Regions from separate parts of the Homo sapiens genome. Here regions 1 and 3 are each linked to region 2. A link is a loop called in an ENCODE intact Hi-C map of the cell type or tissue named here. Cell type or tissue: heart right ventricle. All regions are shown on one strand.

Region 1 (8,000 bases), 82 kb before region 2:
TTTGTGTGTTTCCTTTGTTTTTGAGACTGTCTAGGTCTATTCTGTCTTTGGACAGCTTGGACTACTTAGACTTTTCTTTTCAGAGTGAGTTTTGATGTGTCTGCTCGTGGGGTCCAACCATTGGTCCTAGTTCTACAGTTAGGTCCAGGAGGGCAGAATAGCTGAGTAGCTACATGCATCTGAATCTTGGCTTGCCACTTCCTGCCAGCTTTGGGAGGCTATCAAGACCCTCTGCTTTCTGTGTGTCAGCCACTCCTCTGTAAAATGAGGCAAATGGTAAATATGCAAACTCACTGAATGTTAGCTGTTATCATCGTCATTATTATTACTCCTTGTGGCTATAGTGAACAAGAGAAGTGTAGGCTTAGAATGGCCCGGTGTAGTGTACCTGGAGCTCACACTTTATGAAATGCTAATTTTACTCACCTCAGCAAAAGGGAAGAAATACTCTTAAGTCAAATGCATGCTGTTCCAGGTTATTTATCTTAAGAGATTTGATATTATCACTCTGATAGTGAAGCTTTAATTGATGCAGCATACTTTCTTCAAGAAGCTACAATCTTTCCCTAAATTCTTAAGATTATATGACAATATAATCTTGTCATATATGACAAGACACAAATCTTGTCTTGTGTTTGTAGATAAAAGACATAACTGATGGCAGCTGTCTTTTATATTATTTTTAACTGACACATAATAATTGTACATATTTATGGAGTACAGTGTGATATTTCAATACATGTATACAATGTAGAATATCCAAATTAGGATAATTAGCATATCCATCACCTCCAACATTTATCATTTCTTTGAGATGGGAACATTCAAAACCTGCTCTTCTAGCTATTTAAAAATATATGATAAATTATTGTTTTTGATTATAGTCACCCTACAGTGCTCTAGTACACTAGAAGTTGTTCATCTTATCTAGCTGCACTTTGGATCCATTAACCAACCATTGGCCATTCCCTCTTCCCCCCATGGCAGTGGCTCTCTTTTCGCCAGCAGGAGGGGATGCCAGCATGGGTGGCCTTATCCCCTGGGCATGTTCTCTCTGGATAACGGCCTTGAGTGGGAACTTGCATCTCACCTGTGAGCTGCCATTGACATCCATTGGTGAGGCCAACAGCATATCCACCAGTAGCAAAGAATTATTCTTTGGGAAGCACACAGTGGGGAGACAGAGGAAGCAGGACTATTGCCAGCAGGAGAATGGGTGAAGGGAATCCATCCAAGTAACCCTCCCCTCCACGTGCCACAACTGGGGATCTTTTGGAAAGACAGTGAGTGAGCTGGTGTGTGGCAATCAGAAATGGGGGGGGTGTCCTGGAAGGGGAGCCCAGGAGCCCAAGAGACAGGCCACGTAGCTACCCATGTATGAGTTGGGAGCAGTATGAACATTTTATTGAGATCCGAACCTATCACTACTGTATCCTAGCCATTTTGGATTTTTTTTTTTTTTTTAAAGGAGGAAATGAAGGAGAAAGAGAATGGATTTTCCTTCCTTTCCGGGCAGAGATCTCAAAGCACACAAATTGAAACAAATGAGTAAATATATTTCCTTTAAACTACAGTATAGTTCGACTTGATGCATTCAGAATGTAAGCAATGTCATCTCCTGATTCTTTTGTTATGAAAGGAACCTGAATTCAAGATGACAACTGATCTGTGAGGCTTTAGCCAGAGGAAGTTAAGCTGGACAAACAAACCTGGATACTGCCAGTCTACTTGTTAAAAAATTATTTTCTGATTCTGGTTTCTATTCAGCTGTTGGGCAAAACACATGCATAATTAAGAACTTCACCTTTGACAGTTTATCTCTTTTTTTTTAACAGAAATAGGAATTTTCCATTTTCATATAGTAATATCAAGATACCCTGCTACATTGAATCCACCAGTAGGTTTTGAAAATAAGCATAAGAAGCCATATAAAAATAAGAAAATCCACTTTTAGGGTTTTAGATTCATGCCGTTTAATTGTTCGTCTATTTCCATGATAAGGTGAGACTGGTCTTGTGTCACCGGAGGGACTATATCCTGCTGTTTTTTTCTCATCCTCATTTACAATGATTATGTTATCAGGCTGGCCAGGCAAAAGGGTGGAGCAACTATAATTTCAAAGCAGGATTAGGTTGAAATAACGAGGTCACCAAGTTGTGGTTACCAAGGCAACGTCACATCTAAGAATATGGGATGCTTCTAGGAGATGAGGCAAAGCCTGGAGCATTTCTCTCCCCCTTGTGCAAAAATCACCCACTTCCTAGATAAAAATTGCTTATTAATTGCTTTTGAACATATTTTATTCTTTATTTTTAGGAACCAGTTTATAAATTATAACCTGATTTACAGTTCCATTTTTAAACTAGTAATACATATCAGAATAATCGTTGTTTTCTCCTCCCTTTTTGGATTCACATGTACTTTTTTCAAGTTTCATTCTCTCCTTCATCCTTTCCTCTCTTTCTTCCTCTCTTCCTCCATTCCTTCCTTCCTTCCCTCCTTTCTTCCTTCTTTCATTTCTGTTTTAATATTGCAGGAAAAAGCCATGGAACAAAAAAGAGGAAATTGAGAGTTGGGTGCTCCCTTGTTCAGACCTTGAGATGACAAAATTGTGATAAGTGACAGAAGCTGTAACCTACACCCACAATACTCATTTGACCCCTTAAAAACTACTGAGCACAAGAGAGAATAACCTTGGTCTTCATTGTTGTTTCTTAAAATTTCAACCCACCTTTACAATTGTGGACTATGGAGGTAAAGCAGGAAAGAGGGAGAAGACCCACAGTCTGTTTCTGATCAATATCAGCTATCAGTCCAAATAATTCCCACCAATTACCTCTTTTTTCCTCTGTATTCATTTCTGTATCTGAGTTTTTCAGATGATAGCTTCAAGTTTCTTCATTTTATAAAAAGCAGGCTTCTTTTAATATGGGCTTGTGTTTGTGAAGCACGGATTTTACATAGGTCTCTTTTTAAAAAGAATATTTCTGACCTAGTGTTGAATCACTGGACATGGTACAGTGTGATTGGAACCCTCAGATTCCTTTGCATTACAACATGACTGCTCTTTAGGATATGTTAACTATTCACCTTTTGCCCTGGCTTTGCATAAAGAATTTGAAGTGTGCTTAAAACCATGCCAGTGTACAGTATTTTCCATCTCCTGGAAATCTATGTCAAAGGAGTCTCATTGCCTTGAGAATGTGTTTAGTTTTCAGCCTGGGAGGATGGAAACCATACAGGCTCTAGAGCCCACCAGATCTGGGTTTGAGGCACTGCTGTGTGACCATGGACAGGTAAAGTCACATCTCTGACTATCTTCACAGGGCAGTTTGAGGACAGAATGAGATATCATGGAAACAGCTCTTAGCTCAACGTCTGATGTGTATGTAGCTCGGGCCTCAAAATGAATCTCCTAATTCAAAAATAATAAAGATGTATATGAAGTTAATCTTTATCTTTGCAGTCTCGCTCCCTCCCTATCTTTTCCCTCTTTATCCTTGGAATAGTTTTTATAAAATGCAAATCAGATTATATTGTGTCCTCGCTGTACTGGGTTAAATTGGGTCCCTCCAAAATTCACTTCCATGTGGAACCTGGGAATATGACTTTTTGGAAATAGGGTCTTTTTGGATGTAATCAACTTAATAATAAAGTCATAGTGGATCATGGTGGCTCTGAAATTCACTGTGACTGGTGGTTTTACAAGAGAGAGATTTGGACAGAGATACCTACAGAGAGAAGGCCATCTGATGACAGAGGGAGGGTTTGGAGTGATGTGTCTATAAGTCAAGGAACACCAAAGATTGCTGACAGCCAGCAGAAGCTAGGAAGAGGCTAGGAGGGATTCTCCTCTCGAGCTTTCAGAGGGAGCACGGCCCTCACCATACCTTTGTTTCAGACTTCTGGCCCTCAGGACTATTAGAAAATGCTTTTCTGTTGTATTAAGCCACTTGGTTTGTGGTTAATTTGTTACAGTGGCCCTAGGAGATTAACACACCTGCTTAAAATCCTGCTGTGGTTCTTCCTGTCATTAAAGTGAGGTCCAGGGTCCTCAACCTTGCTCAAGTCCCCTAGGATCTGCTCCCTGGTGGTATCCCCATTCATTTATCTGAACTTGAGGCTCCATTGGTCCTGACAGCTTTCAATCTGCCAGGTAGAGCTCTGTTTTACCCTTGAGGTGGCACCATCTGCCCATCTCTTCTTAGAACATGCTCTCTCACCAGTCACCTGGTTAACTAGAGGTATCAGCTAAATGTCCTTTCCTCAGAGGTCTTTCCAATACATAGATTGTGTAAGCATCCCTTCAAGTACTCTTACAATGCTCTTCAACATTTCTCCAGTTACTTAGTAGGAAGGTTGGTCTTTCCTGCTAGACTCTAAGCTCAAAGAGGTAACAACGAATTCCTTTTCTTGCTCACTGCTGTGTTCCTGTGTCCCAGCATGGCATCTGGCATTGTGCATGCCCACGGTTAGTATGAATTGAATGGTGCAATGAATGAATGACCGAGGAAATAACTGTTTGGCATATGGTTAAAACTCTTAGTAAGATTTGGTGAGATGTTGAAATCCTGCCGATAGATTCAGAGATAAATTAATTGCTAATTTGCAATTTGAGTTGATTACCATTAGCCAAAAGTGATAGTGATTTTGACTGGTTTCATGAAATACAGAACCAAAGCCCTCCCCCTTCCCATTTGATTGTCTATGTTTAACTAAAAATTAATATATGCTCATTGTAAAAAATTAAAATATTTCAGCCTGGGCAACCTTATCTCTACAAAAAATGCAAAATTTAGCCAGGTGTGGTGGTGTACCCCTGTAGTCCCAGCTACTAGGGAGGCTGAGGTGGGAGGATTGTTTGAACCCAGGAGGCTGAGGCTGCAGTGAGCCATAAGCATGCCACTGCACTCCAGCCTGAATGACAGAACAAGGCTCTGTCTAAAAAAAAAAAATTAAAGTTCAATGAACAGTAAGTTTTCCTTACATGTCGGAACCATGTCTCCCACTGCCTTCCTTAGAAGCAACAACTATGACTTTCTTTTGTAGCCAAGTAGAGATATTTTAAGCATACAAAATGCATATTATACACAATGTTTTGCAGTTTGCTTTGTTCATTTAAAATATACCATAGAGGCCGGGCATGGTGGCTCACGCCTGTAATCCCATCACTTTGGGAGGCTGAGGTGGGCAGATCACGAGGTCAGGAGATCGAGACCATCCTGGCTAACGTGGTGAAACCCCATCTCTACGAAAAATACAAAAAATTAGCCGGGCGTGGTGGCAGGCGCCTATAGTCCCAGCTACTCGGGAGGCTGGAGCAGGAGAATGGCGTGAACCCGGGAGGCGGAGCTTGCAGTGAGCCGAGATGGCGCCACTGCGCTCCAGCCTGGGCAACAGAGTGAGACTCTGTCTTAAAATGCACCATAGAATTTATTTTATATTGGCATGCATAGATAGATCTCATTCTTTTTTATTGGCTGCAAGATCCTCTATTTTGTTCATGTTCCATGATTTATTTAAGTAGCCCACTAATGTTAGAGATTTACATAGTTTCCCATCTTTTGATATTAGAAACAAAGCCCCAATAAACTGTATTTTTGTGAGACTATAACTGTAGGATAACTTTTTAAAGGTGGCATTGCTATGCGCTTAAAAACGTTATATGGTCAGACTCTAACCCAACCATAAATATATTAGAAGTGACCAATTGCAGAAAGAGAATAACTTTGATAGAAAAAAATTAAAGGTATAAAGAGTGCATGAAGTAGCTATTTGGTGGATTATTACAGATTAACTTTTTGTCTTAGATCTGCCTATTTCTTTTTTTTATGTGGGCCAACAGGGTCTAAAGAAAATGGCTGTTAAGCAAGAGAACCAATAGCTCAGTTAAAAAATGGGCAAAGGACCTGAATAGACATTTTTCAAAAGAAGACATACAAATGGCCAATGGGCATTTGAAAAAATGCTCAGCATCACTAATCATCAGGGAAATGCAAATTAAACCATAATGAGATATCACCTAACACCTGTTAGAAGTGCTATGATCAAAAAGACAAAAGATAACAAGTATTGGCAAGGATGTGGAGAAAAGGGAACCCTTGTATACTGTCAGTGGGAATGTAAATTAGTATAGCCTCTATGGAAAAGAGCATTGAGGTTCCTCAAAAAATTAAAAATAAAACTACCATATGACCCAGCAATTTCACTACTGAATATATATTCAAAGGAAATGAAATTAGTATGTTGATGAGATATCTGCACTCCTGTGTTCATTGCAGTATTATTCACAATGGAAAGACATGGAAACAACCTAAGTGTCCATTGATGGATGAATGGATAAAGGAAATGAGGTATAAATACACGCTGGAATACTATTCAGCCTTAAAAACAAAGGATGTCCTGTCATTGTGACACCATGGATGAACTGGAGGACATTATACTAAATGAAACAAGCCAGGCACAGAAAGACAAATACTGCGTGATCTCACATATGTGGAATCTAAAATGTCCAACTCATAGAAGCTGCCAGCAGAATGGTGGTTGCCAGGACTTGGAGTGGGAGATAAGGAGATATTGGTGAAGTGTTACAAAGTTTCAGGTAGACAGGATGAATAAGTTCTGGAGATCTATTGTACAGCATGGTGACTATACTTAATAATACTGTCTTGTATACTTGAAAATTGCTAAGAGAATAGCTCTAAAATGTTCTCAGTGCAAAAAATAAGTATGTGAGTTGATGCGTATGTTAGTTAGCTTGATTTAAACATTTTACAATGTACACGTATGTCAGAACGTCACATTGTACACTGTAAATATGTACAATTTTCATTTTTCAATTATACCTTAATAAATCTGGAAAAAGAAAAGAGAGAAAAAGCCTTCTAGACAAATTCTGAAATTATGATTCTAATTATTATTATTTTCTTTTATCAGCTATATGGCTAATTTTGATATTGGCTAGATTTTTAATGTAGCATATTAAAGAGGAGAATCAAATTAGTTTAAAAAAGGAGTACTGGCTCAAAACAATTTTGCATTATTAAAAACTAAGCACAAGCAATATCTTGCTTGAATTTCAGAAAGATTTAGTAATTATTTTGAGTTTACTATGCTAATCAGGAGTATGTGTGTCAAAATCCTTTAAAAAAACAGGACATTGGCCAGGTGTGGTGGCTCATGCCTGTAATCCCAGCACTTTGGGAGGCCGAGGTGGGTGGATCATGAGGTGAGGAGATGGAGACCATCCTGGCCAACATGGTGAAATCCCGTCTCTACTAAAAATACAAAAATTAGCCAGGCATGGTGGGGTGTGCCTATAGTCCCAGCTAATGAGGAGGCTGAGGCAGGAGAATAGCTTGAACCCGGGAGGCAGAGGTTGCAGTGAGCTGAGATCATGTCATTGTACTCCAGCCTGGGGTCAGAGAGAGACTCCGTCTCAAAACAAACAGACAAACAAACAACACCAAAAAAACCAGGACATCAACAGAATTGGAAAATTCACAGAACCAAGATTCAAAATACCCAACACAATTTTGAAGACTCAAGATATTTGTAAATCAGAGGATGAAGGAACTGATCCCGAAAAATTAAGACATATTGCAGTGTTCTTGGAGATAGGGGGAATATGCCCATAGAAAAATGGCTAGTTTTCAGGACTAGGAGTGCTAGGAATTTATTTCAATATTCATTGATTAAGCACTCATGATATGTACAGTTTTAGAGTAGAAGAGAGATGACTTTCAACCAGAAGGTGCTGGAACTTGTAATTGAAGACAACTATTTGTAAGGACAAGGAATGTTTTATTCTTTCAAATTCCTACTGAATAAAAAGAAATATAAATTACTAAAAATCATTTTTACCTTAAATGTGTGGCTAACCTTTAACCCAGTAATTCCGTATTTATAAATTTATCCTAAAGGAGACAACCTTGAATATACCCTTGCTCCCCTCAGAAAGGAAAAAAGAGACAAAGATAGATAGACACACCTGCACATGC
Region 2 (8,000 bases):
TGTGCAAATATCTCCTTACTAGCTATTGGTCTGTTCCCATTTTGTATTTCTTTATGATTCAGTCTTGATAGGGTTTGTGTTCCTAGGACTTATCAATTTCATTTAGGTTATTGAATTTGTTGGCATATAATTACTTGTAATATTCTCTTATCCTTCTTATTTCTGTAAAATTGGTTGAAATGTCCCCTGTTTCATTACATTTGAGTCCTGTCGCCTTTTCTTCGTTAATTTAGTTAAAGGTTTGTTAATTTTGTTAAGCTTTTCGAAGAACAAACTCTAGGTTTTGTTGATTTTCTCTACTATTTTTCGTTCTCCAATCCATTTATCTCTCTCTAATTTCCTTCCTTCTGCTAGTTTTGGCTTTAGTTAGTTCTCATTTTTCTAGTTCGTATTCATTTTATTTATTTCTTCTTTTTTACCATATGCATTTGCAGCTGTAAATTTCCCTCTTTACATTGCTTTGAGTGTCCTGTATTTTTATTTGCTAAATATGGCAACCCTAGCTCTAAAAGATGGTGATTTCTGTTTTGTTTGTACTCCCTCTGTTGCCTTCTTCCTTTCTCACTCTGGCCAAACCAGCTGCCATGCTGTGAGATGCCCTGTAGATGTTGAACAAGTACCAAAGGAGGTCTCAGTCTAACAATCCATGAGGAACTGACTCCTGTCAACAACCACTTGAATGGACTTAAAAGTGGTTCGACTCCCAGTTGAGTTTTAAGATTACTGCAGATCTGGCCCACACCTTGATGGTGGCCTCATAGAAGATCAGAGCCAGAGGCCCCAGCTGAGTCATGCCTGCATTTCTGACTCTCAGAAACTATGAGATAATAAATGTTTGACACTTTAAGTCACTAAATTTTGGGGTAATTTACTATGCAGCAATAGATGAGTAACACACTGTCTTAACATTTTCTTTGGATGCAATTCCACTATCCTCTAATGGCTTTACTTCTGTGTACAGTTTTTGCAATCTTGAAAATAAATGGTAACTTGAGCATGTATCTGATATGTGCATTGCTCAGAGACATGAATTAGAGAGTCTGACATAAAATTAGGTCATTTAAATGGCAAACTAGATACAATAAAAATGTCTTGTAAGTAGGAATTTTATTGGAAATAAAACAAATAAATTTATTAGAATCTTGTTGAAATTGCTGGTGAGGGTACTCCTGAGAGGTTCTGCAAACAGGAAATTAAAATGTATAATGTCTATTCAGTGCACTCTTTTCAATGTTGTGAACATGATAAAGGGTTAATGTAATATCATTCTTAAATTCCTATATATATCGATTAAACTATGATGTATTCATAAGTGGAAGACTATGTAGTTATTTAAGATGAGAGTCCACAAATATACCTATAGACATGGAGATTTGCTTACAGTAAAATGTGAGATGAAAAGGGTAAATCGACTGCAGAGTTTTGCTATTATAGGTGATGCTATGATGAACATCTTTGGAGCAAAATCGTTGCACATGTCCAGGATTATTTGCTTAGAATGGGTTTTTAGAAGTAAAATTGCTGGATCAAAGTCTACCCCACTTGTAAAGGTTATGTTGTAGCCTAATTCTTGCCATTCCAGGGGACTATGGCAATAGATTTTATCCCCGTGTCCAGCATTTGCTTGAACATTTGCACATTTCTAATTCAGGCCTTATAGGAGAGACTCATTAAACCTCCTGCCTCCAATTTGCCTACTCTCTAAGAGAGTAGCTTACTGACTAAATCTTCATCATTCTACTTCTCTCCTGAATCTATTGCTGGGCAGTTCTTTTTTTTTTTTTTTTTTTAAACATTATATTACTGACAGATCTTCATTGAGTATAGGTTTACCAGACACTGTTCTTTAGTTTAAAATCCACCAGTTTTTCTTTTGAGTGTATGTTAAACAGAACACAGTTGTTTATATTCAGAGGAAAAGTAACCTGGCTTTATCTGTAACTTAATTACCATGAGGTCTCATGTGTGGTCTCTGGTGCTGTATAAATTAATAATGCTGTAATTGTGGAGTTCACATATTGGGGATTGTTACTCCCCTTCTCTAGAGAACCAAGCTAGCAAACAGCTTGTGCATTCGCGTATATTCTTGGAGTGGACTTTTTTCCCCCTGAAGCATTTTTACCCCCTTTTCAGCCCCCTCCCCCTTTTTTATGTCACTTTTATTCTCCTTGGAAACAGTCTGTGGCATTCTTATAGCTGCTGTTTCTCCTCTGGGTGGCTATTGAAATATCCCCCTAATATTTCTCCATTATAATGTGAGCCATCAATAGCACAATGCTTTGTTGGCCTGCCTTTCCAGGACATACTACAGAGCTATTCCATTACTCTGGCATCCATCAGGACAATAAGCCACAAATCTTTTTCAGTGCAGCACCTAGCGTGGCCACCTTTGGGTTGGAAGGCAGAGAAAGGCAGGACTGTTTACCCCGCATGGAGAGAGAGCAAACATATATATTCTGGTTTCTTCTGCATGTACTCTTTTGAATGAGCACCACATACTATGAAGGAGAGACCATGATTGGAAGGGAGGAAAGTTTTCTTTGCTTAAATGATTCAGTCAGAGAAATTTCACAAGTCCACTAGGGAAAAGACTTCATCCGATATATGCTGGATTTTCTTTGGAGGATTTGCTAATGATTGGTGGGAGCCCCGCTTCTTATGTATTACCTACTTTTCTTAATAATAAAAGAGAGACCATGTGTTGGGTGTGTGGCTTGCTGATAAACTCACTTGGAGCAGTGACTGGCAAGTAGGTGTATTTTGTATCCTGTGCTATTAGAAAGAAAATAATAAACACTATTAAGAAATTTGTAGCGTTTAATGGGGGTTCCACTTGGACTTTAAGGTTTATGCCAAATCAGCTAAAAATATGAGGTGCTAAGTGTTTTATTATTTTTTAAAAGCATTTTGAACATCTTTTAACCTCACTCAGAACATCAAAATAAATTCCAGATGGTTTAAAGAGTTAAATATTTAAAAACCTAAACTGTTAGAAATTCTAGAAGAAAATAGATGTGAATATTTATGAAACCTCCTCAGGGGGAGGGTTTCTCAGCTTAAAGTTGACAGAATAAATCACTAAAGATGTGAATGACAGATCTGACTACATAAAAATTTAAAACTTTCATACATCAAAAAAATCACCAAGATTAAAAAGCAATCAATAAAACTTGGAATAATGTTGTAGAGAATTCAACAAAGGGTAACTCTTTTAAATAAATATAAAACTCATATACATTCAGTAATACCAGGACCTCAGTAAACAAATGGAAAAAGAACAAAAATAGGCAAAAGACAAATATGAAATATATTGGTAAAAACTGAAAAAAAATTTAATTTGCCTTATTAACCAATTAAATGTAAATTAAAACAATAATAGGATGTTACAGCCCTTCTTCCAAAATTTCCCCACAATTATCTGATATTTAAAATGAAATAATAATATTGAAAGTTGATGAGGGTAAGTAAAATATTTACTCTCATCCAGTGGTAAGGTAAGGAAGGTAAAAGCAAGAGACTATCCATGTTAATAAAAATACTCCATTAAATTAAAATAGGGTATAGCAAACAATTGGGAGCTTTACTTTATATAATGGAATCTTAGCATGTTTTTAAAATGTTCTTAAATAAATTTTTTTCTTTCTTTTTTCTAGTTTTTCTAAATTCTCTGTAATAATTATATATTGCTTTTAATCAGAAGTAGATCCTTGGCCCCACTCATCTCAGTTTTGTGGTACCCTTGATCCCTTAGCCAGCAGATTTTTCTTCTAATTCCAGTTCTTATTGTAGTCACAACATTTTCTCTTCCCTGGTATTAAAGCTCTGCACTTTTCTACACATAGAACCATAACCTCCTTTTCTGCCTTTCCCAGCAGTACTATGTCAGCCTATTCCACCAAATTTATGTCCTCTCTTTTTCCTGTGGCTTTGACCAATATGCTGTCCTTCAAATCTGAGCTTCCATATCAATCTACTTTTTTATTTTTTATTTTTGAGACAGAGTCTTGCTCTGTCGCCCAGGCTGGAGTGCAGTGGCCTGATCTCAGCTCACTGCTACCTCTGCCTCCCGGGTTCAAGTGATTCTCATGCTCCAGCCTCCCTAGTAGCTTGGATCCAGGCACCTGCCCATATGCCCAGATAATTTTTGTGTTTTCAATTGAGATGGGGTTTCACCATGTTATACAGGCTGGTCTCTAACTCCTGACCTCAAGTGATCCACCCGCCTTGGCCTCCCAGAGTGCTGGGATTAGAGGTGTGAGCCACCGTGCCCAGCCCACATCAATCTGCTTGTAACCCCAGCTCCTTTTTATTAGCTTTTGAGCCTTTATTACTAATGCTGATTCTCTCTGAGCTTCAGTTTTCTCATCTATTAATTGGGCACCATAACAATATCTGCTATACAGAGTGTGCGAATTTGATTAAGTGAGAAAAGGTAAGTAAAAGTGCTTTGTAAGCCTTGAAGCTTGAAGCTCTTTGCCAGTATCATTGTTGTTCTGATTACTATTATTTATTCCATCTATATTGGAATCAGAATTATGGTGCTAAAGGTAGCTGAGTGTTCTCTGTCCAGGCCTCCTGATGACTGTCTCGTTTGCATACTCAGCCACCATTGGTAGGAGACAACTTAGCCTTTGTCCTTATTCGGGAGGGCCTGGGAAGGAGAATGTTTTAGCTCTGCAGCTTTTAGGAGACCTTGGTAGGACACTCTGTTCCTGTTGGTGTGAGTAGAGACAGAGATAGTGCAGGACCAGAGGATCTGTTGGGAGAAGGAGGTTGGAGAGCTCTCTGCCTTTGCTCCTAAGTCTCCTTATTTGTTTTGGGTCAGTAATGACTGTGGTGGTGGCTGTTTAGTTCATTTCTTCCTGGAGTAATGAATTGGTGGACTGCTCTTTGCTGAATGCCTCCCATAATCCAGCAGGCATTCTCTAGTACTAGGAACTCTGCCAGATGCTGAGGTCAGAGATAAGTAGGGCAGGCGCTGCCTGTCAGGAGCCTACAGACCAGAGGAGGAACACTGTCCTGTAAAGAGGTGGTTATAATAAACAGCCCATGCTATTGTGTGTAGATGATTAAGTGCACAGAAAAGTGAGTAGCCAGCCCTGTGCAGACCACAGAGAGGGCTGGGGACAGGGGCATTAAAATGTTCTGCACAGGGAAAGGATGGCCTTATAGAAAAAGCAGACTTTGAAATGGGCTTTGAAATGTGCAAGGTATTTTTCCAAGTGAAAAGATGGAGTAGAGCTATTTCATGCAGTGGGGAAAGCTTGTATAAAGCCATAGTTGGGGACAAAACTGTAGCATAAGGCCGTGATAAGGACTCTATATCTGGAACACAGCATGGTGGAGATAAATGAGTATGAGGTAGGAGAGAGTGAGGTTGGCAAGGGCTTGGCCACTGGGGACCATCCTTGTTATGATAAGAAAGCACAAATCACGGGCCGGGCACGGTGGCTCCTGCCTGTAATGCCAGCACTTTGGGAGGCTGAGGCGGGTGGGTTACCTGAGGTCAGGAGTTCCAGACCAGGCTGGCCAACATGGCAAAACCTCGTCTCTACTAAAAATACAAAAAATTAGCCGGGCATGGTGCCAGGCTCCTGTAATCCCAGCTACTCAGAAGGCTGAGGCACGAGAATCACTTGAACCCAGGAGGCAGAGATTGCAGTGAGCTGAGATTGCACCATTGCACTCCAGCCTGGGTGACAGAGCAAGATTCTGTCTCAAAAAAAAAAAAAAAAAAGAGAAAGAAAGAAAGTACAAATCACAATCCCTGATCCAGAAACCTTCGTGCCAGATGTAGTTTTAGAATTAGAATTTTTCAGATTTTAGAAACATAATTATTTTCATTGTATTGTATACATCCTATCCCAGTGGGGCTTGGGGCAGCATCCTGTAAATATTCTGTTAATATTTCTGACACCAAATAGTCACACCCGAGAAAGAAAGAAAGAACATAATGATCCTCGAGTCCGTTTAGGTCAATTTTCCTCAACTACGTATAAAGAAACTTTAGATTTCAGAGCTTGTTGAATTTTGAATGTAAGGGTAAGGAGTTACGGGAGCATAGTAGGATTTCGCTTTTATTTTAGTCCTGAGGGTAATAGGTGGTTATTAAAAGATTCTGCACAGGAAAAGGATATAATTTTAATTGGGTGGCAGAAAAATGTATCTGTAGCCTTTGTAGAGAGTGAATTGGAAGAGAGGGTCAAGGGATTCTCTGACTTTGTCCTACACTCTGCTCCTGAATCTGCTGCTCTCTTTTAAAATTCTTCAGACATTTCCTCTCTTTACTTCCTTCCAGATCCTCCTCTTCAGATAAGGCTTTATATTTCATGCTCTTCGTAGGTCCACTCCACACATGCCTGGCCTCCCTCCCTGGGGGGAGTGAGTTTCCTTTCATCTTAAATCCCATCTCCCCAGAGAGCTCCCCTGCTTGTATCAAGAAGCTTGATTCTGTCCTCCTCAGCTTCCACTCTCTTTCATACTGCCAATCATCTTCCCTTAGTGTTGAGAATTTTAGCATTGCCCAAGAGTTGTACAAGTTCATCTGCAGGTGAAGAAATGGGCCCAGAGAGAGGCACAACAGAGCAAGTTGGCATCAGAGATGGTTCTAGACCCAGCTCCCCTTGACCATGATTTAGAGTCCCCTCTGCTCAGCAATACTGGTGAATTACAGCATTCCAAGAGTTTGATTTGAGCCTGAGCTGACTTTTCTTTGGAAGGATGATTTGAAGGCAATGTTTGATGATTTTAAAAATTTTATTATGATGCTTGGCAAGATGCCAAATGAATGATGTTCAGACTCTAGGTCAGACTTTTATACTTAGTCTTTTCTAGCGTTTATGAGCTTGAGTCACCATTTTATTCTTAACCTATGAGGTCCTTTGATATACAATAGTATAGTTATGTTTATTTTGGGCAATTATTTTACAACTTTCAGTTGCATCTTGCTAGCTTAAAAGGAGAGTGTTTGGCATAATAGGAAGTAACTGTTGAAGAAATGCTGCCAAGCTCTTTATTATTTTTCAAACTGTGATGGTGAATCTTCCTTTTTTTTTTTTAAACCATGAAATGAGAGGGCTGGGCGGAAACGTATAATAATTTATAAAACAGCACTTTACTTAAATACCATTATTTAAATAAGATATTGTCTTTTGCTGAGTGTTTTTAATGCACATTCGGTTAATATATATTAATGTTAAGAAGAGAAGAGGAAAGAGGAGAATGCTAATCTATAAACAGACTCGAAGGACCCTAAGAATCATATATATATATATGTTTGAGACAGAGTCTCACTCCGTCGCCCAGGCTAGAGTGCAGTGGCACGATCTCAGCTCACTGAAACCTCTGCTTCCCAGGTTCAAGCAATTCTCGTGCCTTGGCCTCCCGAGTAGCTGGAATTACAGGTGTGTGCCAGTACACCTGGCTAATTTTTGTAATTTTTGTAGAGATGGGGTTTTCCCATGTTGGCCAGGCTGCTCTTGAACTCTTGACTTCAAGCAACCTGCTCGCCTTGACCTCCCAAAGTGCTGGGATTACAGGCCTGAGCCACCGTGCCCAGCCTAAGAATCATATTTTTTTTTTCAGCTATTTTTTTTTCTTTGCCCCCTGAATTTTCCCCAGCCATTGGAAAAGGATTACTCCTACAACGCTTTGCAGCAGGCACATGTGAGCTGTCTTTAAACATATTTCAGGTGATCTATGAACACCTCATCAGCACAGTATAGCACTGCTGCTGGAAGACAGGGAAGCAAGACAAAATCCTGAGATTGACAATGCTGTCAGAATATTTCAGGTATGGAAGTTTGATCTGCTTAGTCTTGGTGATCTCTCATACAGGATCTAGCTATTGGGGCTTACTGGGTACTTGATTTATGATCAGTGTAGTTTTTTTGTAGGTGTTCTTTATCAAATTGTGAAAATTTTCTTCTATTCCTGGTTTTTTAAGGGTTTTATCAGGAATGTGTGCTGCACTTTGTTAAATGTTTTTCCTGCATCTATTC
Region 3 (8,000 bases), 67 kb after region 2:
TGCCATTTTGCACTGTTGCCATCTACTTGTCAAGTTTTAAGCTACTCTTTTGCATAAGATGATGTTAATGAGCAGGGAAATCCCATTACTTAAATTTAGTGAAACTTTAGCTCACTCAAGGGGCCTCTTTGGTAAGTTTTTCTCTTTAAGAGATGATGTGAAAATGTCTATTTAAAATAAGGTTAAGAGCATTACTGCAGTAATTTTTACTTTTAAAAACGGGTACCTTTGGAAACACATTTATATCAAGAATGTTCAAGAATTGCAGAAAACAGCTGCACACAATCTTGACAAAAATAGCTTTAGCTTTCTATAATTTTTGCACTGTTTAAGGACTGCACTAAAGGAATTTGAAATCAAGATGATTGACATTATGCTTTTCTTTAATGCTGCAGACATGGGCTTTAAAAAAAAAAGTACTCTGCACGCAAAACCTAATTGCTCTCTGCTTCTGCAAAGGGTTCCCTTCAATATAATTGCATTTTCCTGATATAACTGATTAAAATAAATTAAATGAGCCACTCACTTATTCTTCCAGTTTGCAAACTTTGAAATTTTTAACAGGGTTTTTATACAGGCATACATTGTGCAACTCTACAAACTATTTAGTAAAGTGTATTATAAGTACACTTTTGAAAACCTAGATAACAAGTTCTTAATAAAAAGAAAAGATGACACAATGTCTAGCCCAGGGGCCATCAAGTAAATCTCTTCTGATGCCTTTTCAAGACAGCCGGTTCTTACCAGCTTTGTCTAGGCCCTCTGTAAGATGGGAGCTGCCTTCGGTGAAATTTATATTTCTTCTGATTTGTTTGCATCACCATTTGGTAAATGTTGATGAAGGAGAGGCAAAGTTCTTGGGCTGGGCTTCCATTTCCATGTTCTTTCATGATCCTTAGCTTTACTATTAAAAAAAAAAGTATCTGTATCTATAGTATGTGTGTATATTACATTATTAATTATATTATGTATATGTGTATGTTTTACAAAGATGGGCTTGTTTCAAGACTTTTTATAAGTCCCAACTAAGCTTTCTTGTGATTTATGCATTTATGAACACATGTATTATTTTAGTGGTAAATCGATGTCATTTACACTACAGAAAATATATCAGAGTTTATAAATATGTTGCAAAATAATAGCTACTTGGCTTAAAGTAACTTATTGAGTATGTGGCAGTTGTTAAAAGAAAGAGTTCATGCATTGATCAATGGAACGACTGCAGAGTGACCATAAACCAAAATGGGAAGGGAGAATAGAAAGAATAGAAATCGTGGTAGAAGACAGAGTGGCAGACGAAATATTGGAAATAATCTACTCATTTTCAGTTTTCTTTCTAAATAACATCATATCTCACTGTGTCTTTTGTCACCAGGTGTTATAAACCTTAAATATGTGTGTGTGTGTGTTTTTTTTTTTCTCTGAGAAATTTTGAGGGAGTTAAGGAGACCGAGCTCCTCAAGTCTTTAAACATTCTGGTCAGGTTTCCTCCAGGGGCTTGCTGCTGGAAGAATGTCTTATGGGTAAATTTCCACTCTCAGCAGGGAGTGTTTTGCATGAACTGACTCCCAGGAGAATATGTTATTTTATTCCATACAACAAAGCCCAGGCAGTGACTCATATTAAACTGACCAGGATGGGGGAGGGGAAACATTGACCTGGAGGGAGTTGAGGGGAGGGTAGAGGACACAATTTACTTTCTAAAAACTGACTACAGCTCTCTGGGAAATGAAAAAGCTCTGAGGTTTCTGTGTTTCCTTGTGATGTCTTTGTATAAAAAGTATTTGCAATGTGTCATAAGGATTTTCTAAGACAAAATGAAGATTCTCAGTCAAGGGAAGAAAACCCAAGACTTTCTTAGACAAAAAGTAAGGAAACTGTCTTTCTCACCTACAGTTGTTAGTTATAATATCAGCTATAATTGATAGGATGGATATGGCTAATTTAATAAAGCCAGTTACTGCTCAGCACAAGAAACAAGACTCATAAAGATACTGATTTTAAAGGAAAGCCATTTCTTGCCTGGATTTGCATGTTTCAATGCGACACAACGTAAACATGGATTCTTCTCACAATAGCTAAAACAACTTGAATCTCAAATACCTTTCCTTTTTAAAAAGGTTAGAGACTCACCAACTGTTACTGCCCTGATGTTTTCTATTGTTAGAGGGCTGCTTCTTGATAAAATGATACAGCTGTGCAATTCGATCCTTTTAATTATCTTTTTTATTATTACAACATGCACCAGGGTCCTAAACTTCTGAGGATTTATTGATAAGGGCGTCTTCCACTTGTACTGCCCCATTTTATTGCTGTTTTTATAATGGTTTCTAACTAATAAAATGTTATCTTATTCATTTTGTTTATGTGTAATAAATCAGAAGCCTTTCCCCTTCTTCGGCTAGGCAGATATGGGTGTGCATGGGTAGGGGAGATTGTCTCAATATGTTAAACCAATGATGTGTTTTGCATACAAATAGAAACTAGTACAAGAGCATTTCATTAAGGAAAGTATCGCTGTTTCTGCATGACCTAGGGAAAATTAATATTCTAAATACAAAATCATGTGACTTGGGGTTTTGCCTCTTTCCAGCAATCAAAGCCGTGAAAAGCTGTCTGGAATAAAGCTTAGGTTTCTTCTTCATTCCTATGAGCCATATTATTTCCTTGTTGAAGAAAAGATACAATGGAAAAAATAGTGTGTGCAGTTTTTAGGCAGCTTTATATTCTGGATGTTATATTCATTCAACAGATATTTATTAAACCCTTGAGATGTGTCAGACACTGTGGTAGGTACAGGAGTGAACAAGAGACATGGTTCCTGCCCCCAGACAGCTTATATTTTTATGGGGGGAAACAGATACCAAACAAATGATTATGTCAATGAATATGTAATTTCAATTGTGATAAGGGTTGGGAAGGAAAAGCTCAAGAAATTGAGACAGTATATTGCATTAGGATTCATTCACTCATTCAGATGACTTTTCATTTTCTTGCTTTATTCAAAGACAAGGAAGGCACCACTGCAGCCTGGTGAGGGAGGCTTGCCCTTGCAGACTGTCTCCTGGGGGCCCCTGAGACACTGGGTAGCAGTTCACCCAAAGGAGTAGGCAGGACGTGGTGCTGAGAGGAGGAGCTGCCATGTTATCTGAGAGCTGAAAAGTTTTCCGGGCACAAGACCACATGGGCAAAGGCAAGGGGAAGGGCAGGGCATGCTTTCAGAGGAGAGTGAATAGTTCTAGGAAACCAGGGGAGGAGACCTGCAAGGTTTGGAAGTAAGCCTGGAAAATCAGGCTGAAGGCAAGTGGTGAAGAACGTTGTGTGCTTTGCTGACGCATTCAGACTTCATTCTGAGAGCTGCGGGGGCCTGTAGGAATTTAAAGAGGGAGGTCATAGTGGACATATTCAGTTACCGATAGAGCATCCATCTGTCCATTTCCCCTTCCTGAGAGTAGTTCCACTTATTTTCAGGTAGCTACCCATCTCCCAATAGCCCATATGCTCCAGGGGAAGTTGAACCAACCTCCAGCTGCAGGGCTTGACCCTATTAAGAATCATCAGAACCCTCTTAATACTATTTAATAGCCCTCTTAATACTTCTCTGGACCTGATTGGACTGGCCATTTTGGCCGAGGCCAATCAGCTCATGACTTCACTTTGGCTACAGGACCCAATTTAGGAATAAGTATATGACCAATTCCTGGCAGTTAGATGCAAAGGGGGGATCTGTGGGAAAATTCTGGGAAAGCAATTTCTTTTCTCTTAACAGAGCCATTGAACAAGATGCCTTTTCTTCTTATGAAAGCCAAGGGGTACAGATGTGGAGCCCAGATTGCTATAGCCAGCATGCTGTCTGGTTGCCGACCTCAAGCTGAAGCTCTCACCCCCAGTAAAGTACAGTCTGCATGGTTTTGTATGCCCCTTACTCACATGTGATCCTAGGTAGGATACACAGTGGAGATTAATCATTGTAAGTACCTCACAGGAGGTTTGGCAGGGTGCGTGGCTCATAGTAAGTGCATAATAAATGTTAATTATTTTTATTCATTTATTAAATACTTACTGAGAGTCTGCTATGTCCAGGCACCATGCTAAGTACTAAGGATAGACAGTAAGCAAGAAAGACACAATCCTTGCCCTCAGGGTATGACTTATCTTTTATTTGTCACTTGCAGGGATTTTGTCATTCTCCATATTGCAGTTAGTGACCGATGTGTACTTTACTCATGTTTATATCCACCCATGGTGCTTAAGATGGTGGCTTATAGGTGGTGGAAACTCACTGAATGTCTACTGAAAGGAAATGCCAAAATAAACATGCATCATATGCCTTGTAAGTGCAAACCCTGAGCCAACCCACAGTGGCAATACTCATGGAGAGACTGTGTAGTTCAGTGGTTAGAGGAACTGGTGTTTGTTTCAGAAAGGCTTTCCTTTAAATTCTGGCTCTGATGCTCAATAGCTCTGTGACCCTGAGCATGTTACTCTTTCCTTGTCCTTAATATGATAATACCTGTCTCATTAGGGGTGCTATGAGGGATTAAATGAGATGGAAATTATATATATTATATACTATACATAGTGTATTGCCTAGAAGTACGCAATATATTATATATTGCACATAGTGCATTGCCTGGAAGAAAGTCACCTCAATAAATTACAGTTCTTTGTTATTTGGGTATTTCACTGACATGAAATATTCACTTTGTATTCATTTGGGTATTTTATTTTAACAAACTTTAGTCATTTTGATTCCCCAGCTTCTGGATACTTTCCTATTTGAGCAGAAGCCCAAGGAGGGGGCAAGTATTTCCTGTCTCTACTGGCTAACAGCTAGATCCAGGGCCAAAACTTGAGTGTGAGTAAGAAGAAGCTTCTGTCTAGGACTTTGAATAATGAGAGAATGATGTGAAGAGACATTATCCATGGCATCTGTGCTGGACTCAGGAGATCACTGGTGTAGAGTGAATGTCCAGGGCAAATGAGTCTAGCAGCATGGAATGGGTTGGGAGGGAGCACATGGCCGGTAGTGATGGGGCAGGATCCTGGCTCTGCTCACAGACTCTTGAGCCTAGTTCCTCTGCCTTCAGATCCATTCCTTGAACATCCCAACACCATTTATTCATTCCCTTCCTGTGTAAATCAACCAGAGTTGCTTTCTGTTGTTTGCCACCAATGACCTTAGTTGCATTTGTGATTGCATAAATGCATCTAACATTTGCATTCTATGAAATGTGAGAACTTCTAAACCAGAAATTCAAATTTTGTACTTTTATGGCATTAATGGAATACCTCATGAGTTACTGAAGGTTATTTGTGTTATTAAAAAGTAAACTTGAAAAAAAATCAATATGAAATCTTCTCACTAAACCATTAAAAGCCAGATACCCAGCAGTGAGGCTACCATATAGAAATAACCTTATTTTATATTTCTTGAGCTTGGCTAAAATCCAGACATGACGCTGCTCAGATAATGTTATTTTCAATGTGTCATCTTATTCGTGGCAATCTTCACTGTATGTGTAACTCAAGAAAATATTGACTACAAGCCAATCCATGGGCCAAAGCCTTAAATCTAAACTCTGTCCCAACTTTTTACTTTAGCTTACTTTTAACTTTTGAAATGTAGTCTTTGTAATAGGCATTGTCTCAGTTTTAGAGGAGGGGGTCTTCTGTCAACAATATTTAGATCAGTTGTAGTTAAAACTTTTTTTTTTCCTATCTGGAATGTGATTTTAATAGAAGATTCTATTTGAATAAACCCAGAGTCCAGAGGCTACATGGTTTTTATGCTACTGCTCTCAGGGAAGATTGGAGGCTTCCATTGCTCATCATCTCTTCTGTGATAAACAATATACAGAGCAAGATAGAAACAGTGATGAATTCATGGACAAAAACAAATTAAACAAATTTGAGACGAGAAAAAGGGGAATCATGGCAGACAAGGGGCAGGACTAGATTGCAGCTCTGACTCAGATGGACAGAGCAGTGTATGGAGGCTCGCATCATGAATTTTAGCTACAGAACGACTGCAGGAATAAACTAGGAAACCCGAGGGGGCCACAGACCCTCCGAAGGAAGCAGATTGCTCCTGCAGGACCCAGGAGATACCCCAAATATGCTGAGTGCCCAAACTGCAGGAGTGGGGAAGGGAGATTGTTTACCTCTAAACACACATCCCCACTGGGGAAACTGAAGGTCTAGATTACGGGAGAAGATTTTGGCTTTATCTGGAGCTCAGCCAATTTAGAGAGCCAAGCGAGGTACAGAAGTAGAGGAAGCAGTGGAAAAGGCCCTGTGAGCTCGCTGGGTCCCCAAGCTGGTCATTCCTACCTGGCTTCACAGGAATCCTTTGGGAGGGCTGCCAGAGGCACTGGGAAAAGGCCACAGGGAGAAGGAAATTTCCAGCTGAACATTGTAACAATTTGAACTGATCAAGAAGCCTCCTGGTCAGAACTTGGGGAAGGGTGTGAATCCAGTGTGCAGATTCCACTGACTGGGGAAGAAGGAAATCCATACTTGCTTTCGCAGCTGGGAGGCAGGTAGCCTGGGGCAAGTTCTTAGCCCTGCTCACCCACTGCCTGGAAACAGGATTGGTGCTGTTGGGAGTAAGACTGGCACTCTGGGTTGTACAGGAGCTGGGTGAGGTCTGTAACTGCTGGCTATCCCCCACTTCCCTGACAACCTGCATGACACAGTAGAGATAGCCACAGTCCTCCTAGGAACATAACTCTGTTGATCTGGGAACCTCACCCCCATCCCCTACAGCAGCTGCAGCAAGACCCACCCAAGGAGAGTGTGAGCTCAGACATGCCTAGGCCTGCCCCCACCCAATGGTCCTTTCGTACTCATCCTGGTAACTAAGACAAAGGGCATATACTCTTGGAAGTTCTAGGGCCCCACCCACCATGTTTTTCTCCATACTACCACAGCTGATGCTCTCTGGAAAACGCCACCTCCCGGCAGGAAGCCAATCAGCACAAAAATAGTGCATTAAACCACCAAAGCTAAGAACCCACACAGAGTCCATTTGACCACCCTGCCACCCACACTGGAACAGGTGCTGGTATCCATGGCTGAGAGACCCACAGATGGTTCACATCACAGGACTCTGTGCAGACAGCCCCCAGTAGTAGCCCAGAGCCTGGTAGACTCCCTGGGTGGCTAGATCCAGAAGAAAGATAACAATCACTACAGCTCAGCTCCCAGGAAGCACATTCATAGGAAAAGGGGGAGAGTACTACATCAAGGAACACCCCATGGGACAAAAGAATCTGAACAACAGCCTTCAGCCCTAGACCTTCCCTCTGACAGAGCCTACCCAAATGAGAAGGAACCAGAAAACCAACTCTGGTAATGTGACAAAACAGGGCTTTTAACCCCTCCCCCCACCCCAAAAAAATCACACTAGCTCACCAGCAGTGGATCCTAACCAAGAAAAAATCCCTGATTTACCTGAAAAAGAATTCAGGAGGTTAGTTATTAAGATAATCAGGGAGGCACCAGAGAAAGGTGAAGCCCAATGTAAAGAAATCAAGAAAATGATACGAGGTGAAGGGAGAAATATTCAATGAAATAGATAACATAAATAAAAAACAATCAAAACTTCAGGAAATAATGGACACACAGAAATGGAAAATGCTCTGGAAAGTCTCAGCAATAGAACTGAACAAGTAGAAGAAAGAAATTCATAGCTTAAAGACAAGGTCTTTGAATTAACCCAATCTAACAAAAACAAGGAAAAAAGAAAAAGAAAATGTGAACAAATCCTCCAAGAAATCTGGGATTATGTTAAATGACCAAACCTAGGAATAATTGGTGTTCCTGAGGAAGAAGAGAAATCTAAAAGTTTGGAAAACATATTTAGGGGAATAATTGAGGAAAACTTCCTTGGCCTTGCTAGACACCTAGGCATGCAAATAAAGAAGCACAAAGAACACCTGGGAAATTCGTTGCAAAAAGATCATCACCTAGGCACATTGTCATCAGGTTATCTAAAG

Evidence for each region. A loop is a pair of places that touch in the nucleus more often than their neighbours do. Peaks named below come from ENCODE experiments on the same cell type or tissue, not always from the same donor. Only the 100,000 strongest peaks of a DNase experiment are listed, where the experiment ranks them.
Region 1: it touches region 2 in a loop (2.2-fold over the local background); 2 of 110 quality-filtered maps call a loop at or near these places.
Region 3: a loop joins it to region 2, with 4 times the contacts of the local background. A loop is called at or near these places in 6 of 110 quality-filtered maps.

What each region holds. Positions count from the first base shown.
Region 1 is chr4:17,311,847-17,319,846 of GRCh38, reverse strand. No RefSeq gene overlaps it. Among named protein-coding and RNA genes, the nearest start is that of SNORA75B, 5.0 kb to the left of the region's middle. In heart right ventricle, no CTCF peak of the experiment used is centred here; no DNase peak of the experiment used is centred here.
Region 2 is chr4:17,229,740-17,237,739 of GRCh38, reverse strand. No RefSeq gene overlaps it. Among named protein-coding and RNA genes, the nearest start is that of LINC02493, 48 kb to the right of the region's middle. In heart right ventricle, no CTCF peak of the experiment used is centred here; DNase peaks (open chromatin) are centred at 4,949 and 5,479; H3K27ac peaks cover 2,988 bases.
Region 3 is chr4:17,162,368-17,170,367 of GRCh38, reverse strand. No RefSeq gene overlaps it. Among named protein-coding and RNA genes, the nearest start is that of LINC02493, 20 kb to the left of the region's middle. RefSeq lists an enhancer at 6,757-7,258. In heart right ventricle, no CTCF peak of the experiment used is centred here; a DNase peak (open chromatin) is centred at 3,170; H3K27ac peaks cover 3,112 bases.